Regions from separate parts of the Homo sapiens genome. Here region 1 is linked to region 2. The links are chromatin loops, found by intact Hi-C in ENCODE. Cell type or tissue: heart left ventricle. All regions are shown on one strand. Each heading gives the region's core, and the rest is flanking DNA. Links, peaks and the distances in the headings are about the cores only. Region 1 overlaps AGBL4 (AGBL carboxypeptidase 4). Region 2 overlaps AGBL4 (AGBL carboxypeptidase 4).

What was found. Peaks named below come from ENCODE experiments on the same cell type or tissue, not always from the same donor. Only the 100,000 strongest peaks of a DNase experiment are listed, where the experiment ranks them.
Region 1: it touches region 2 in a loop (2.2-fold over the local background); 64 of 110 quality-filtered maps call a loop at or near these places.

Annotation. Positions count from the first base shown.
Region 1 is chr1:48,803,583-48,806,500 of GRCh38, forward strand. All of the region lies in intron 6 of AGBL4 (AGBL carboxypeptidase 4), which reads right to left. Among named protein-coding and RNA genes, the nearest start is that of BEND5, 28 kb to the left of the region's middle. In heart left ventricle, for the core only: no CTCF peak of the experiment used is centred there; no DNase peak of the experiment used is centred there.
Region 2 is chr1:48,683,283-48,686,200 of GRCh38, forward strand. The region is part of intron 6 of AGBL4 (AGBL carboxypeptidase 4); the gene reads right to left. Among named protein-coding and RNA genes, the nearest start is that of BEND5, 92 kb to the right of the region's middle. In heart left ventricle, for the core only: no CTCF peak of the experiment used is centred there; no DNase peak of the experiment used is centred there; H3K27ac peaks cover 262 bases.

The DNA of each region.
Region 1 (2,918 bases), core at 113-2,612, 120 kb after region 2:
AAACAAAGGAATTACAAAATTCTGGGGAAGGTACAGATCTGTAACTCACTAAGGTCTGAGGTAAAATTTTCTGAGGCTATGAAAAGAGGAAGTGCTTTGTCATTAGACAAAACTGGGTTAAAATCTTGGCTCTGCCTCTCAGGACCTGCAGACCTTGGGAGAGAAACTTGAGAGTATCCTATGCTTTACCCTCTTTCTTGCCCACTCTTGCCAATCTTTCAAAAAGTTCTGCCAGTTTCACTATCTGAATGGTTCTTCTCCAATCTCTGCTACAATTGTGAGCTAGTCTGGTGGTTAAGCACTTAGGCTCTGGAATGATATTGTCTAGACTTGAATCCAAGTTTTCTTAGTATGTCATTTTGTCATTTTGGATACTTTGCTTAACCTCTCAACATCTCAGTTTCCTCATCTATAAAATGGAGATTAAAAATCTTAGATTATTAACAAGATTTTAAAAAATCCCAAAAAGTGATAGCATAATCCTGGCCCAGAGTAGAAGCTCACAAACACTAGCTCTTATTATTATTTATTACCTCTTTTGTTCAGGCTACTATCTCTTGTAACTTTATACTGCAACAACTCTCTCCACCCTGCCAACTCATGACCATTCCTGCAAATTTTCCTGCCTGGTTTATCTCCTCTACTGCCTCTTCTCCAATCCATTCCATGTGCAATAGCCAAAGCATTATTTCTAAAAGGTATCCCATTACAGGGTTGTCTGTAGATAAAGCATGAGCTCCCTAGCTTCAGAGAAAATGCCCTCAGTTATCAAGGTCCCTGCATACCTCCCAACAATTCTGAGAGTGAAGTTTTACTCTCTATTTTACTGTCTGGGAGTGGTCAAAGAAATGTTCCAAGGTTTTGCAGTTATTCGCTGGTCAAGTTGGGATTTATACACAAGTCTCTCTGAGCCCAGAGCCTATGATCTCTTCACTGGCCCACACTGCCTCTCTCCCCCAACACTGACCATCCATAACTGACAAATAAGAGGCAGCATCTGATAAACAAGAAAGAAATGGTGCATCCGGTAAGAAAGAGGAGCTAGAAGGGAGATATCATGGTGGGCTATTGAGCTGGGGAATCATTCCTGGAGGGGTAGGGGCTCTAGGGGTCTGGAGGGACAGACTAGCAAAGATGGTACTGGAAAGAATGCTGAAGTGCTTTCAGAATTGTCTGGTGAGATGAAGTGAGGTTCAAGTCTGAATAGAAACATGTGCTGCAGATGGTGTTTTCTTCTTCCCCAGCAATGGCAAAATCATAGGAAGCTCAGAAATTTTGTTTTACATTTCAGTTATTGTTTGCTGGGGATGGAAGCACCATGTTAAGTTTTAGGGCTTGCCATATTCTCTTTGATAGTCAGAGATTAACAAACTCTGGTTGGTTGGGAGCGGGAGAAGAGTCCCTTCCCCTTGAGTTCCTACCCATAGTCTTATTATATCACCCTGCAGTGATGCTACCCAAATATCTATTCATCTGTTCAGCAAATCTCAGAAACCTGCTGGGTACCAGACCCCCATGCTAGAGATGCAGAAAACAGTCAGAGGTGGTTATTGGACTCAAAGTACTCACGATTTAGTGGGGAGAATATCCCCTATACAATGACGATACTATGTGAGAAGTGCTCTGGGGTTTGGGGTAGGGAGTGCACAGGGAAGTTTTCTTAGAAATGACATCTAACTAAGTTTCTGAGGGAATGTTTTCCATCAAAAGGAATATTTGGGCTCATTTCAAAAGGCAAATTTGGGTTATTGCCTTTTGTTATTGTAATGGCAGAACAATGTGCTCTTGCTTGATGTTGTGGAGCATTTAGAGCATGCAAGGTAGAATAGCTGTGCGGTAGAATCCCTGGTTTGGGGAATCTAAAATGTAGTTTCATATTTCATGGGGATTTCCTCAACTATGGAACAGGGATAATAACATCATTTCCTAAGATTTCATAGTCAAAGTACCTGCCAGATTGTCTGAAGGTGGCATGAAAGGTGAAACACACCCTTGGGCTATATTAGGGGCTCAGTGAGGTAGTGCAAAAGAATAATGGCCCAGGATGCAGACAACTGTGTGATTTTCCAGCTATGTGACTCTGCAAAAGTTACTTCACCACAACGAACCTCAGTTGCTTCCTTTGTCCAACAGGGACAATATTACCTTGCCTAGCCACTAAATGGTAGCATTGGTCCTTGGTCTCCCATCTCATGCTCTATGACCCCCTCTCTCAGCCTGTTTCCTCATCTGTGAACAGGACAAGATGAGATTCTGTGCAGAGAAAGAATAAGAGAATATTCTCTAAGGGCTGTTTAGCTTTGACATCCTATGCATAAAACAACAGCCAGATTGGACTATTGCTTAATTCTATCCAAGCTGCCAGATAGGCATTTGAATAAGTAATCTAATATATACATTTTTATTCTATTAAATATTCAGGTCATCTCCTGGTTGGGATGAGTATTCAGAATGATGATTGCTTAGAAACACACCATTCCAAATACAAATGAGAATATATTTGCAATATTCGGTTCAGCAAGGATGGAAAGGTATGAGATTAGGTTCTGAAAATAATCACACCTTTCACATCTTGGATGCCTATATACACATTTACTACATGCCTTTCTTCATAACCTTGGAAATGCAAATCCTTGGACTCTTAGAAGCCTGAATATTTGCCCTGTACTAAGTCAATTCTCATGTGAAGATGGTAGAATGGGGCAAAAAGATGTGACTTCTCATCTGGTGTTCGAGGCCCAACTACATCTTCCTCATCCCATAAGCAGTGGTCTGTTCCCCTCACACTCCAGCAGGGACAGAGTGCTCACCACTTTTCAAAGCCACTAATCCCACTGGTAGGCAGCTTCGACTTGAGGAAATAGCCATTCACATTGAGCAAAATCCCTACCTCTAGTGCCCCTACATTGATCTTTGTT
Region 2 (2,918 bases), core at 322-2,821:
CACTCCAGCTCCGGAGAGAAACTCTACTTCTTTCCATTCAGAATCCCATTCTGATACTCACATCGGGGGCTTCTAAAATCCTAACATAGAAGACCTTGGCATTGGCCTTCCTCAGCTTTCAACTGGACTGACAGAGCCCAGCCTTCTGCCACTCCACATGTGCAGTCCACACAGAGTCTCATTCTAAATCACAGTTGACCTCTAGCTTCTACCCGCCATCCATCATGACTCAGAATCAGGATGAGGGAGAGTATTTGGGATGAGGCAAAACCACCACAAAAAGCGTGTTCAAAAAAAATCTCTTTCCAGCAACTTGTATTCATGGGAGGTTGTGTGTAAGGCTGGGCCTCAAAGAGGGTCTGAGTAGAGGGGTGGATTTGCTGTCCTCAAGGGACTTCCTAATTCTAGGTCGTCTGGCTCCATTAACAAGCAAAAACATTAAGTTGTCAGGACTTGAACCACTGATCAGAAGGTGAGGTCAGAGCTTATTGATGAGCCATGGAGCATTAGCTCTGTAATTACCTACCAGTCAACAGCTGACTTGTCAAAACCACACTGAATGTAATTACTTTCCACTTTGCTAGACTGGAGAATGAATGAGGAAGACGGCCTAAGTCATCCTTCCAGTTTTGAGGCAACATTTTGAAAATCTAATAAGAAAGCACTCCTTGGCAGTCATATGGCATTCTAAAAATGTCCTGGAAAATGTGCCCAGAGAAACATTATTTCTCTGGCTCTGCAGGCATTCAGAATCTGGCTGCCTAGGCCACTGCGTATACAGTCCCAGAGACCCAGGCTTCACATCCCAGAAGGAATTGGGAAGAGATGAGGGATTTTCCTTTCCATGCCCAAGGGCTATCACTATGACTACAGTTAAAGACTCATGGGTGTGTCTATTCTGTGCTGAGCATCACAAAGTGCTCTCAGTCTTCACTGAAGTCAAACGGATTGGCTCCTTCTCTTAAGCCAAGTCTGTGAAGCCCTGGACAGTGGTGAAGAGAAAGCTTGCCAAAGAGGTCTATGTTAGTGAATAGTCCAAAGAAGAAGGGAGAGAAGGGGAAAGCAAAGCAGAAGCAGAGAGAATCCAAACATTCTCTGTCTTCAGCCCCCGCCAGAGCACTAACGTAGTCATAGGCTGAGTTCTGACCCCAGACTCAGCTGACACCAGGGCTAACCTTTGACTGGGCTATTCAACTAAGCTTTGCCTCAATTGTGGTTTGGAATGTGACTGGTAGTATGAGGATCAATTAGAGTTCAGGGAAGAACCCTGCTTATTTGGCCGTCCACTTGGAAGCCCGGAAGAAGGAGTCAGCAGGTACCTTAATTCAAGTGCCACTTATGCCTAACATTGTGAAAAGGCAACATGCATCTAACAGTTTAAAGAGGGTGGCCTAAAAGGCATCAGACACCAGGGTTAATCCAAAAATAAAAACTTTTTTTTTTCTTTATAGAATGCCAATCAGAAAACAAACTTTGAGATCCTTATCCATTAAAAATAAGGAAAAGAGAGAATCCAAGGAAAACTACTTTGGTGCTAGACTATAGGAAATCTAACTAGGGCAGAATCAATCTAGACTTCCTACAAAATGTTCTGTATAAAGCACCTTGCTGTGGTGGAAAGAAACAGGTAATCAGAGGGCCCAGTTCAATTCCTGCCTTCACTTCTCAGGCCTGAGAAAACACTGTGCAGGAGGAGCTCTGAAGGCAAATGACTCCTGAGGCAGGGCAGGTGAGTAAAGGACTGGAGCAGACACTCTGGAGATATAGGCTGAGGCAGAGACATGGTGCATGGTGCACACGGCCTGTCTGGAGGGGCCAGCCCTCCTCAGCAACTGCCAGGAACTGTCTGGTAGGAATGAGGCCCCAAGTTCCACGATCCTTTCATAGAATTTTTCAAATTTGAATCAGTCAAATGAGACCTTGACTTCTATATAAAATCTCTAATTTCTAAGTATTGGAAACTAACTTTTTAAATTAAAAAATAATGTCCATGGGGCTAATACATTTTTATTGTAAGCCATGGAGCCTTAAACATCTTACAGAGATGTTTTACTATCTCATTGTGTCAGTATAATTCATTCTTTAGGTCTCACTTGTCCCTTCTTAGGAATTAGACGAGAAGACTTCTCTTCAGCCTTCTGCCTGTGCCATTCCAGGAGTCATGACCCCCCCATAGCCATCATCTCAGGAAGCCTTGTCAGAACAAGATGCCTTGGGCTCCATGTGGGCAGGCGGGTTAATCTTCCACCCCTCCATATCACCAGGAGTGGAAAACTGACAGTACTTACTCCTAGCTGTGCAGCCTTTGAAAAATTAGAGTCTATTGCTGCATCTTTGAAAAAAGACATAGAAATGCTACCTTGAAGGACTCTTATGAGCATTACAAGGAGATGGCATATGAAGAACTAGCCCACGGCCTGGCATATGGGAAACTCTTAGTAAATGGTGTCTCCTTTCTTCACCTAGGAAGTAGGGGTGCAAGCAGGAAAATGAAAACTGAATTACCAAAATAATTAAATAAAATCTACCTCCCATGAAGTCAGAGCCAGTATCTCTTGATCACCAGCCTTAAGCTCTGGATCATGATGGCAATAGTCACAACTAAAATTGTTGTGGAGCAGCATCTTAGAATCTACTAAGCTCTGTCATGCATCATTTGCCTTTCACAAAAGCCCTCTGAGTTAGGCTTGTTGTTGCCCCCATTTTAGAGATGAGAAAACTGAGGCTCAGTATGGTCAATTGACTTTTATGTAACTGTTTCATTGAATCCCCTCCAAATCCCTATGAGATAGCCATTGTCATCCCCATTTTACAGATGACAAAACTGAGCATCAGAAAGGGGAAGTCACTCAGCTTGTTAATAACACAGCCAGGATCTACTGGTCCTTCATATCTTAGCTTAGTTATTACCGCCTCCA